Regions from separate parts of the Homo sapiens genome. Here region 2 is linked to region 1. Evidence: chromatin contacts called from ENCODE Hi-C data. All regions are on one chromosome and are shown on one strand. The core of a region is the stretch at or near the end of the contact, and the rest is flanking DNA. Distances in the headings are between cores, read along the strand shown. Region 1 overlaps LIPE-AS1 (LIPE antisense RNA 1). Region 2 holds the start of CEACAM8 (CEA cell adhesion molecule 8).

Region 1 (6,564 bases), core at 2,015-4,514:
AAGCAATCTTCCTGCCTCGGCCTAAACAAGTGCTGGGATTACAGGAGTGAGCGACAATTTAACGTGCAGTAAGATACTGTTATTAGTCTGCTATAACACTATATGGCTGCCATATGACTATATGGCTGAGTACCAGAAAGCCTGAATTGCTTAAACAACAGAAATTAATTTCTCATAGTTTTGGAGGTGCCTTCTTGCTGTCTCCTCACATGGTCTCTTCTCTGTACCTACACATCTGTGGTGTCTCTCATTGTGTCCCAATTTCCTCTTCAAGGACAGCAGTCAGAATCAATTAGGGCCCACCCTACAGGCATTATCTTAATCACCTTTAAAGCCCCTATTTCCAAATAAAGTCACATTCTGAGACACCAGGGGTTAGGGTTTCAACAGAAGAATTTTAAGGGAACACAATTCAGCCCATGACAGAGACCAAGGACAAAAAACAGAAACAAGAAAGCAAGGACCAGGCCAGGCGCAGTGGCTCACACCTGTAATCCCAACACTTTGGGAGGCCGAGGCAGGCGGATCACCTGAGGCCAGGAGTTCAAGACCAGCCTTGGCAACATGGTGAAACCCCGTCTCTACTAAAAATACAAAAAATTAGCTGGGTATGGTGGTGCGTGCCTGTAATCCCAGCTACTTGGGAGGCTGGGGCGCAAGAATCACTTGAACTTGGAAGGTAGAGGTTGCAGTGAGCCAAGGTCATGCCACTGCACTGCAACCTGGGTGACAGCATGAGACTCTGTCTCAAAGCAAAAAAAAAAAAAAAAAAAAAAAAGGACCCCCATTTCCTCCTAGCCTAGAAATGTCTGAGTCAAGGATATACCCATTGCCCTCAAACCTCTGGCAATGTTCATACACTGACAATAGCTAGCACCAAAGTTAACCCCTGAAAAACTAAGGTTATCAGAAATTGAAAGGCATTCCAAGAAACCAACCAAATATCAAACAGGACCTTTTCTAGGTTTCTGATTATTTGTTTAACAAACATTTATTGAGGACTTACTATATGTCAAATACTAAGCTAGGTATTAAAGAGAATATGAACATTAAAAAATAAAGTCCTTCTGATTTGGATTCTGGTTCAAACAATCTTACTATTTAAAAAAGAAGAGGAGGGAGGGAAAGAACAAAGGAAGGAATCAAAGAACAAATAAATGAAAAACGGAAAGGAAGAACAATTATAAGGTAATTGCAGAAATTTGATCATTGGCTGGATATTTTATGATATTAAGGAGGAAATAATCTTTTTTTTTTTTTTTTTTTTTTTTTGAGATGGAGTCTCGCTCTGTCACCCAGGCTGGAGTGCAGTGGCGTGATCTCCGCTCACTGCAAGCTCCACCTCCCAGGTTCACACCATTCTCCTGCCTCAGCCTCCCACCACCACACCCGGCTAATTTTTTTGTATTTTTAGTAGAGACGGGGTTTCACTGTGCTAGCCAGGATGGTCTCGATCTCCTGACCTTGTGATTCACCTGCCTTGGCCTCCCAAAGTGCTGGGATTACAGGTGTGAGCCACCGCGCCCAGCCAAGGAGGAAATAATCTTTTACTGTGATAATGTTTTCTGATATGCTTGTGATACTGTTTCTTAAAATGCCCTTGTATTTTAGGAGTAAGTTGAAATATCTACAGATGAAATGATTTGATGTCTATGATTTTCTACAAAATAATTCATGGTTGGAAGGGGGAATATAGATGAGCTAAGATTGAACTGAAATGTTCATCACTGAAGCTGGATGATAAGTACATGTAAACTCATTATATTATTGGCTCTACTTTTATAACTGTTTTCCGAGAATAAAAATTCCTTGCTCTCCAGAAGCTTATAATAAAAGGAGTCAGACATTCCAACAAATAGAATACAATGACAAAGTGTTGGGTAAGCTCCAAGGGCAGCAATGGCTCTGGGATAGGCAGAAGGAGTCAGAGAAGATATCAAAGAAGAGTCCCTCGTTGACCAGAGGCTTTAAGGAAGAGTATCTCAGGCCAAGGAAAGACAAGCGGGTACAAAGGCATGTAGACATGAAGTGGCAGAGCTTCCCCACATGACTTATTAGCAGCTATGTTAGTGTGAGCGTAGGTTCTAGAACCAGACTACCTGTGCTGGAGTTCTGCTTCTGAGTGCCTGCTGTGAGACCTCAGGCAGGCTATGTGTAATGCCTCTGTGCCTCAGATTCTTTACCTATAAAACAAGGATTATAGCAATAGTAATATATACTTCAAGGGGCCGATGTCAGGAGTTGATGAGTTATTTAATGCATAAAATGCTTAGAAGACGGTGGGTAAAAAATAAATGCCAGCTATTAGCAATGGTAGCAGACTCCTAGCCCACAATACCACACATTCTGAAAAATCTCCTCCAATTTGTTAATTTATCTCCTTTTTGTTAGACTGTAAACTTGTAAAATAAGGACTGTGTCTTATTTATCTCTTTATCCCTAAAACCTAGCCTAAGACTATGCCCATAGTAGGCCTTGATCAGGAGTTCTTTCAGGTGTCAGGGTAGGGACCACCAACAGCCTCTGTCTAACTCGCTCTTTATTTCTCCATGTGATACCCTCAATTCCTGAAATTCTCTGGCTTCCTTTAGCTTCCTTCCTGTGTCTAACTCATCCCCTATTCTGCTCCAGGGTTGTTCATTTATAATTATGCCCTCTGGTCCCTCCCCTGGCAAGTGTTCCAGTGCTTCCTCTCCCTCTCCCCACAGATAAGATACTCTCTGAACAGCCTCTGCATTGCTTATTCTGCAATTAGTGAAGGGTGAGGGAGGCTGAACTCCTAGATCATACCTATTTGTGAAAAGTAGAATACTCTGGAAAAGAGAAAAGCAGGTCAGATGGCCAAAGTATAAAGCCTTCTAATGTAGCCCCAGCTTGAGGAAATCCTGTAGACATGTTTGTACCATCAGCTAAAATCTCACTGTAATGTTCTGAGGGTTTAGAAACTGCTAGGGAGGAAGGAGGCATGATGAGCAGGGAGCCCAGCTTTCTATCAATTTTTGCAAACTTCAGTATTTCTTTTTCCTCTGCTAGTAAACGTCCTCATTTTCCCTCAGAGCAGAGTCAGAGAGAAAGAAAATTGAAAGATCCATTTTCATATCCGGAGCCTGAAAACTGAGAACATGCAAGACTACAGATGGCTACTGACTCTACAGATGAAGTAGGAAAGTCAGATGCAGCTCCCTCTGTGTACAAAGTGCCCTCTGCCCTAAGCTGTGATGTGCGGCTGGAACATGATCCCAGTCTCCCCAAGAGTGGGGACTGCTGGTAGATCATTAACTAACTACCCACGAGCAGAAGGAAAAAGAGACCTCTGAAGTACCTCGCTCTACCCATTCTCCCAGTTTCCTCTGAGAGGACAATTCAAGGCCATGTCCCCAGCCTCAGGTTTAAGGGTTCTTTAATACAAAAAGAGTGGGGGAGGGGATCACAAAGCAGAAACAGGACACTGGAGAAAACAGACTGACCATGCTTTGTTTAAAGGTCAAAGTCTTGTGAAGCATGCCAATCTTTCTTCATTGCTTAGGCTCTGTATGATGTGAGCCTTGTCCTGTACTTGGAGCACTATGTGAACCCAGAGCTTTCCTTGCTTGGGGCTAGAGAAATAAAAAGGGGTAACTATTTAAAAAAGGCCAATAAACATAAACAGACTAGCAAGTATCTGAAATCCTAAGTGTGATTATAAGGAAGTGAAACTGATTTTCTTGTAGGCCTCAGACTGGTTTTGAAAGTAACTCTACATGGCAAGTTGACCAAAATATTTTGAGTAATGATGACAGAATTTTTTGAATAGATGTGTATTTATTCCCAGGACAACTACTTTTAAGGTGCCCATATTTATCTGGATATGATATACTTGTTAACAGAATCCTATACCTATAACTCACATGAGTTTCATAACTTTTTTGTCTTAACTTACATAGGACTGAGGAACAGTTTAATACTAGCAGGAGTTTAAATGAGCCAATTTCCCCATTTGAAGCCTTCCTGGTTAATTCCATCAGCCAGCCCTGTTTCGTCCAGAGGAGAAGGAGCAGGAATGGAAATGGACAGAAACAGACATGACATTCTCCCACTTCCATTTAACTCAAGAAGGGCTTTATTATCTTTATTGGAGAATTAGGCTTTGCTTATTCACTGGCTACTTCACATCAGACAGAGAAACTTAATTAATATAAATTATTCAAAGAACCAGCTGTAAAATTTATCACTAAAGTAACAAAGTACAGGGCAAGAGTTATTAGTGCTTCATGCATGTTTCAGCTTATTCTCTAAAGCTCAGCAACTTCTCTCTTCTTAAGAATTGTAAACCCTCCATACTGTCAGAGGTGTTCGAACCAGAGCAACTCCATATTGAACTGGGGCTGGGTAAAATGAGGCTGAGATCTGCTGGGCTGCATTCCCAGGAGGTTAGGCATTCTTAGCTGCAGGATGAGCTAGAAGGTCAACACAAGATACAGGTCACAAATCCCCTGCTGATAAAACAGGATGCAGTAAAGAAGGTGGTCAAAACCCACCAAAACCAACATAGCGATGAAACTGACCTCTGGTTGCTCTCACTGCTCATTATACACTAATTATAATGTATTAGCATGCTAGAAGACACTCCCCCCAGCACCATGGCAGTTTGCAAATGCCATGGCAATGTCTGGAAGTTACCCTATATGGTCTAAAAAAAAAGAGGAGCCCTCAGTTCTGAGAAATCCCTGCCCCTTCCTTGGAAAACTCATGAATAATTCACCCTATATTTAGCACATGATCAAAAAATAACCATAAAAATAGCCAACTAGCAGCACTCAGGGCTGCTCTACCTATGGAGTAGCCATTCTTTTGTTTCTTTACTTCTCTAATAACCTTGCTTTCACTTTATGGACTTGCCCTGAATTCTTTCTTGTGCAAGATCCAAGAACCCTCTCTTGGGGTCTGGATTGGGGCCCATTTCCCATAACATCTTCCAGAGAACCATGAAGGGACAATACTGGAGAGACCCCCGACTCCAAAGGAAAATTATCCATGCAGCACCAATTGGCTGACTCTGGGTAAGTGCTGGGGTACATTTTATCCTGGGTAAAGGACAAAGTTGGGTTAGAGGCCCAACCTGAAAGGGTTAGAATACCTTCTAAGACATAGCGGGTTGTGCTCGCTTCAGCAACACATATACTAAAATTGGACTGATACACAGAAGATTAGCTAAAAATTTTTATATATTAAAAGAGAAAAGGAAGGAAGGAAGGGAGGGAGGGAGGAAGGAAGATGGGAGGGAGGGAGGGAGGGAGGGAGGAAGGAAGATGGAAAGGAAGGAGGGAAAGGGGGAGAGAGGGAGAGAGGGAGGGAGGGAGGGAGGAAGGAAGGAAGGAAGGAAGGAAGGCAGGCAGGCAGGCAGGCAGGCAGGCAGGCAGACAGGCAGGCATAAGGGGTTAAAAGGCCCATCACAGTAAAGGGCAAAGACGCTTGTCTGAACTTGGGTTAAAGGCTCAACTTAGGAAGGTCAGAGTCCCTCCTAAGACATAGGGAGTTAGAGGTCTCCCTTGGTAACACTGTTCTTGGTTAAAAATGGATTTGGTACTACGGGATGTTAACCACTATTCTCTTTGGATTAATCTGCCTTGCGCTCTTTGCTGAAGGCTATGAGTGATAGGATTAGGCATGTACAGGATCGTGGGACACAGGGAGCTTTTTTCTCCCTAAAGGGGGAAACTTGAGAGCCAATGAGACTACCAGAAAAGATCCCTTCAAGACTGACGATCAGCTGCCTGAACATTTGATCCAGTGTCGCTGCAATGGGTGGGTCTTTCCCTGGCCCCCCGAGCTCCTTGCCTCCCCTGCCCTGCTGCAGGCAATGCTTTTCTCCCTCTCCCTTCCCTTTCCTCTCTCTCTCTGTGCGCAAACCAGTTGAATGCATGGTAAAAATCACTTTTTATCTCCTCTGCAAAGTTTTCATTACTGGGAAAAAGGATTTATGAAGCTAATCTTAGGCTGTAACAAATCCAGTGTAATTTGTGCTATGAATTTGTCTTTCTGTGTCGTTCTGTCATAAAAAGAGATACCACAGGATAGAATGCAGGCCAAGGACCCCTGTAAGCCCTCTGTTCAAGCCACCCCAGAAAGCTGTTCAGTTACAAATTGCTGCTGGTTAATGAAACCAAAAAACAAAACAAACAAACAAACCAAAAACCTGGATGAGGTTTCTCCTTCATCTTGTTTTATGTCCTTGGGAGTCTGACATTGTAACCATGGTACTTTCTCTTGGTCTCTGCCATCTGGAGGGCAGGAATTTGGGGGCTCATGTCACAGCCCTAAAAATTATCTTGAGCAGTTAAAAGCCTTAGCAAGTTCAAAATTGGCTGCTCTAGGCTCCTTCTGGGAAGAATAACAGAAACTGCCCAATGTTGTAGCTCAGTAGCTAAGATTTCATCTTTTCACAATGGTGGCCTGGGTTCAATTTCCAGCCTGGGGAATAAGTCCTTTCTGGTTTATTTGTGTGACCTTTACCATTTATTAATTCCTTTCCTCTCCATGAACAACTTCTTTTTTATTTTTTATTTTTATTACTTTTTGTTTGTT
Region 2 (6,564 bases), core at 1,858-4,357, 97 kb before region 1:
AATTACAAAATGGATTTTGGGGACTCAGGTAAAAAGGGTGGGAAGGGAGTGAGGGAAAAAATACTACAAATTGGGTTCAGTGTATACTGCTTGGGTGATGGGTGCACCAAAATCTCAAAAATCACCACTAAAGAACTTACTCATGTAACCAAATACCAATCGGTTCCCCAAAAAACCTATGTAAATAAAATATATATTTTTTAAAAAAAGAAAAAGAGGGGTAGATCTTGATGACTTCGAATGTGGTAATGGATTGTTAGATATGACACAAAAGCATGAGCAACAACAAGGAAAAAGAGATAAATTAAGCCTTATGAAGATGCAAGCCTTTTGTGCATCAAAGGACATTATGAAGAAAGTGAAAAGACCAGGCACAGAATGGGAGAAAAAATTTGCAAATTACATATAGAAGAGCTTCCTGTCCAGAATATATAAAGAACTGCTACAACTCAATAACAAAAAGACAAACCACCCCGTTTATAAATGGGCAAAAACTCAAATAGACATTTCTTCAAAGAAGATATACAGGCCGGGTGCAGTGGCTCATGCCTGTAATCCCAGCACTTTGGGAGGCTGAGGCAGGTAGATCACAAGTTCAGGAGTTTGAGACCAGCCTGGCCAGCATGGTGAAACCCCACCTCTACTAAAAATACAAAAATTAGCCCGGCATGGTGGTGCACGCTTGTAGTCCCAGCTACTTGGGAGGCTGAGGCAGGAGAATCGCTTGAACTCAGGAAGTGGAGGTGATATATGAATGTACATATATACACTCTACCACAATTTTTTGAAAAGTCTTTGGTGAAGAAAACCTACTACGTAAAACATACCCACCCTAATCAGATAGCCCTCATACACTTACATGCAGTCCCTACATGACCTTATCCACAGAGAGATTCAAGGATTCAGAGACATGAAACTGCCCAGCCAACTGCAGATGCACAACATAAATGTATTTGCAAAGAGACTGAGAGTTAAGCTGGAGACACAGACCTCAGCACTGCCAGGACTCTCACCCTCCCCCATGGATTCTGACTTTATCTTACTTGGCGCATTATTCAGATCTTGTTGTGGAGTTGGGGCAGGGTAGGTCATAAAGCCTGACCCCAGGACACTCTGTGTGAGCACATGAGCCACACACACCCCATTAGATCTCCACACACAGCTGTGACCATTGTGAGGAGGACTAACACAGGCTCAGAGATCACACCAGAGAATCAGCCACAGAGAAAAACACGGATGTGGAATGTGATGGAGCTCGACATAACATGTGGGTGACCTCGTGTGAAATGTGCAGATCCATGTGGAATAAAACACGCAGCCGGACCTGGGACTGCGGCCACCCACACTTCCCTTCCAGTCCACCAGAGGGCGACAGAGTCCCTCCAGCCTGGAGCCTTCCCAGGGGCTGCTGACCTCCCTCAGCGGAACCCACAGCCCAGCAGGGTCCACCCTCACCAGGGCACCTCGGCCCACGTCCTCCTTACCCTCCAAGCTCCCCATACGGACTCTGTCAGCTCCTCCCTGCAGCCAGGCAGCCGGCAACATGAGGCCGCCCCCTCTGCAGGCAGCTCCTGCCCCACACACCCAATCCTTCCCTGGGCCTAGTTAAGGCATCTCCCAGGGCAGCGCTGGTGCACGGGATGCCACACTGGGCGCTTTCCCCTCGTGACCTCCCTCCATCCTCATCAACTCTTTCTGTGACTGCTCCCTAAATACCCGCCCCTGCTCCGTGTGTCCTGTTCTCTACGGCATGGCAGGCTGAGCCCAGCGCTGACAGAACCACAGCTGCCTGAGGGCCCACAGTGCCTCTGGGGAATCAGCCAGGCACCCTATGACCTTCCCTCTGCACCCCAGGAGGCTCGGAGAGTATGTGATGGTCACGCCCAGGCACTGTCTGGGATGTAGCCACCTGCCCCCTGCTGTCCTTCGTGAAGCCAGGAGGGAGGACAGCGCTCTCTCATGTACACAAGCTGGGGGGCAAGGAATGAGCTCCCTTTGTTCCCAGAACATGGCCCACCCCTACCTGCCCTCTCAGGTGTGAGCAACGTCCCCCCAGACGGGCTCCCCGGCCGCTGCCCATCCTTTCTCTACACAGAGGGGCCTGACCAGGTCCAAACCCTTAGGACAGACCCCAGGGGATATCAGCATGGGGAGGGCTGAGCCCATCCTGGCTGCAGAGTAAGTTGGGATGAGTCTCTCCAGCTCTGAGCCCCTGCTCTGTCCCAGGCTCCCTCTCCTGGATCTCAGAGAGCACTGTCTTGTGGGGCCCCTGGGCAACTCCCCACTTCCTGCTGCACCAACCATAGGGAAGGTGGGGTGACCACAGGACAGTCAGCCGGGCGAAAACAGAGGACACCCAAGATGGTCAGAGAGAACATGGAAGGCCCGAGCCCCAGCTCAGCTGCCAGAACCCAAAGAGCAAGAGAATGGCTGATACCTGTCCCTGATGACCACTAGGCCCACAGCCCCCACTGACCAACCAGAACAGCCCTCTCTCTCAGGAGGCATAAGAGATTATTTGCCCTGCACACCACCAGTAAGGACAGTCCCCTCTGGGATATCCAGGGCATTGAATGTCCATCCTTGGAAGCTGCAACCAAGCTTGACACAATGAGAGAGGGGGAGGATCCCTCTCACCAGTGAGCACACACCTCCCCAAAGCTCAGTGGTGGTGTCCCTGTGACAGGGTCCTTGCGGAGCGCTGACCTCCTGATCTGAAGGGAAGAGCCAGATGGGGATGGGAGAGGGCAGGGGGAGCGACTGTGCACCCCGACCTGGAGACATAGGCTGCAGGATGCTGAGGGCACAGGGCTGTGCTCACCCAGTCTCCAGGGTGTATGTGTGACTGTGTGTGTCTCTTTGTGTATGTGTGTGTCTCTGTGTGTGTGTGTCTGCATAGTGTGTGCAGAGGTTGGGTGAGAGAATCACTGCTGAAGGAGTCAGAGACCTCAGCAATTCCCAGGGGCCTGAAACACAGACAGAAAATAAAGGGAAAGGAGGGACAGGGAGGCAGGACTGAGAGGGGAGGGGACAGAGAGGTGTCCTGGGCACAGACCCCGCCCATGAGCCTGAGAAGTGCTCCTGCCCCGGGAAGAGGCTCAGCACAAAAGGAGGAAGGACAGCACAGCTGACAGCCGTGCTCAGAAAGTTTCTGGATCCCAGGCTCATCTCCACAGAGGAGAACACGCAGGCAGCAGAGACCATGGGGCCCATCTCAGCCCCTTCCTGCAGATGGCGCATCCCCTGGCAGGGGCTCCTGCTCACAGGTGAGGAGAGGACTTCCTGGGAAAGGACAGGAGGAGGAAACACAGTGACTGGCTGGGGTCTCCTGGGGAGGACGGGGCTCTGAGAGGGGACAGAGGACTTCTGTTGGAGCCTTAATAGAGGAGAGGACACAAGAGAGGGGAAGGGGTCACAACAGGAAAATCACATTGAACTGGAATTGGTAAGAGGCAGGAACATCTCAAGTGTTCCATATTCCTGGTTAATCATCACTGGCCACTACATTTTGAAAAATGATAATAATAACCATACCAGATGACACTTCAAATAAAGCATAACCAGGGTATGAAACATTGTCCTCAGCCAACAATGTCAGACATTGGCAAATAAGCCTCAGGAAGCAGAGGGCCCAGGGAATGCTCAGGAACTCATCCACAGGAGTCTGAAGCCTGTCCCAGGCACTGGGGTGCAGCCAACACCACACAAGTCCCTGCCCTCACAGAGCTCACACTCTCCTGGGGAGGAAGACAGACAAAGAGATCTAGAATGTGAGGTCAGGCGCTGACAGGAGCCCTGGAAGGAACACAGCAGGGAAAGGTCAGAAAGGGAAGACCCAGTGTCTCTAGAGGAGGTGTCAGAGAAAGGGTCTCCCAAGGATGCCCTGATGTGAGCAGGATCTGAGGGCAGTGTGGAGGGAGCCGTGCAGAACCCTGAAGAAGAGGATTCCACCAGGGAAATGCCAAGGTCAGAGGTGTTGAAGAAATGGGGGCTGTGCTGCTGACATTGACTCAGTAGGACACACACACATACACACACATAAAAACACACAAACTCCAAAGCTGATGTCCCCATTTTTCTACTCCAATACATATGTTGCAATATTGCTTGATGCTCTCTCCCCCTCCTAGCCTCACTTTTCACCTTCTGGAACCCGCCCACCACTGCTCAGCTCACTATTGAAGCTGTGCCATCCAATGCTGCAGAGGGGAAGGAGGTTCTTCTACTTGTCCACAATCTGCCCCAGGACCCTCGTGGCTACAACTGGTACAAAGGGGAAACAGTGGATGCCAACCGTCGAATTATAGGATATGTAATATCAAATCAACAGATTACCCCAGGGCCTGCATACAGCAATCGAGAGACAATATACCCCAATGCATCCCTGCTGATGCGGAACGTCACCAGAAATGACACAGGATCCTACACCCTACAAGTCATAAAGCTAAATCTTATGAGTGAAGAAGTAACTGGCCAGTTCAGCGTACATCGTGAGTGATTCCCCATGACCTCTGGGTGTTGGGGGTCAGTTCTACTTCCCACACACAGGATTGTTAGGCCTGGGCTGTGCCCATGTCCCTCTCTGCATTACATCCCACTTTAGGGTTTGGACATTTAGTGCAGGACACACTCAGGGGAGACAGACTTCCACAGACCAGAATTCCTTTCCTGCATCCAGACCCTGCAGACACTCACGGCAGAGGAATGACAGTCTGATGGGGGGACTCAGCAGAAGGAGATCAGACTCAGCCAGGCACCCCGTGCCCTCCCCATGGACCTGACCCTGAGAAAAACTCTAAAGAACTGGGTCAGGGCCTGACCTGAGGGGCTCCCTGGGATCCTGGGATCCTCACAGAGAAGTTCATCCCTGGAAGCCCCTGCTCCAGACCCCTGTCCCAGGATCCTGACTCCAGGTAACCCTGGGAAACCTGTGCCAGCACTGGGTTGTAGCCTCCTGGGCAGGGCCAACTAGGAGCAAAGATTTACCAGCCATCCAAGGGCTGTGGCTCCTGGAGCTGCTCACCAGCCAGGGCTTAGACCCCAGAGCCTCATCTGGGCAAGGACAGAGTCTTGTCCTTCACCTGAGACTCAGAGTGGAGAGGACAGATGGACAAGCTTCTTAGGCCATCAGCCAACTGGCCTGGGAGGCTTAGGAGACTCCATAGAAAGTTCAGTGTCCCCAGGGACAGAAATAGAAGAAAGATGTTCCTAACAGCAACTTGTCCAGCAGGGATCATGCCAAGGGGACCCTCTCATGGAGGCAAATAATAACCCGTGCTGTTTGTGTGAGCGCCTCCTCTGTGCAAGCTTCAGGTCAGGTGACTATGGATAATTTAATGCTAATTCATAGAAAACCTGGCAGAAAATATCATTTTCCTATTGAGAAAGAAATAATAATTCTTTTTATTTCTTTTTTTTTTTTTTTTTTTTTTTGAGACGGAGTCTCTGTGGCCAGGCTGGAGTGCAGTGGTGCGATCTCAGCTCACTGCAACCTCTGCCTCCCGGGTTCAAGCGATTCTCCTGCCTCAGCCTCCCGAGTAGCTGGGACTACAGGTGCATGCCACCACCCCTAGCTAATTTTGGTATTTTTATTAGAGACAGAGTTTTACCATGTTGGCCAGGATGGTCTCGATTTCTTGACCTCATGATCCGCCTGCCTCGGCCTCCCAAAATGCTGGGATTACAGGCATGAGCCACTGCGCTCAGCCTATTATTTCTTTTAATAGAAGCTTATTATTGAGAAGAAACGGAGGCACAGGAAGACACAGTCACTGAACCAGGGTCACACAAACACGAGGGATAGATCAGGGTCACATGAGGTCTCTCTCCAGCCACAGCCCCGTCCTCTCTTCCACAAGAAGGCAGGGCTTATTGCGTTCCACGGACCCCATGGTCATCCATTGGCTCAAATCCTTTCTTCCTGAGCATCCAAAGCTCAGAGAAGTGAGAGCAAATAAGCAACTGATTCATTCGTACTCCAGAACTAAATCACCTGCCCCAACTGTCAGAGCCAGTGCGAGGAATGTCCAGGCTCCCTCTAAGATCCTAACCCCCCTCACTGAACCTGAAATCCTGTTTCCTGATGTGTTGCTGTCACTCCCATGGGAGGACAAAAGAGAGGACTTTGCTTTCTCTCCCCACTCACACCCTGCACCAGGACAGGCCCAACATGTGACACACACTCGATCGTTCTCTCATGGAGAGGGAATGAATGAGAGAATGAATGATGCAAAACCTCTTTAGAGACTAGATCCTGGATGGCCAGGCAGGTGCTGTCTGATGGGCTTACTGCCTGTTCCACACACATCTGTGTCCTCATGATGGCACCATTGTGATAAGATGGGGTCCTTCAGGTGGGGAGACGCATGAGCCACTGGCGTCTCACTTAGACTCTGTCCAATTCGCAAAAACCTAATCCAATTCTACTTGTGTCTCCCGAGGTCAAGAGAAAATGAAGAAAGCATTGCGCATACCTGTTTTGGGCTCCTCCCAATTTTGCCTAACTCTGCATAGGAATTAGGGGCAGGAAGCTTTCTAAATTTACTAACATAACACACATCGCTT

The links. A loop is a pair of places that touch in the nucleus more often than their neighbours do. Pooled maps may share reads with other maps.
Region 2: a loop to region 1 is called in a pooled map, with 2.0 times the contacts of the local background. The contact joins the promoter of CEACAM8 here to the enhancer-like site in region 1. A Hi-C loop is called at or near these places in 1 of 50 pooled maps.

The regions. Positions count from the first base shown.
Region 1 is chr19:42,494,716-42,501,279 of GRCh38, reverse strand. The region is part of intron 2 of LIPE-AS1 (LIPE antisense RNA 1); the gene reads right to left. Among named protein-coding and RNA genes, the nearest start is that of CEACAM1, 30 kb to the left of the region's middle. Within about 2 kb of position 3,264, at least 7 of the 41 ENCODE cell types and tissues checked have a DNase peak (open chromatin) inside an H3K27ac peak, as active enhancers do.
Region 2 is chr19:42,591,467-42,598,030 of GRCh38, reverse strand. It overlaps CEACAM8 (CEA cell adhesion molecule 8), which reads left to right and starts at 3,107. Exons shown (of 6, transcript NM_001816.4): 1 at 3,107-3,266; 2 at 4,131-4,490. The coding sequence starts at 3,203. All of the region lies in intron 2 of LIPE-AS1 (LIPE antisense RNA 1), which reads right to left. RefSeq lists an enhancer at 1,274-1,774.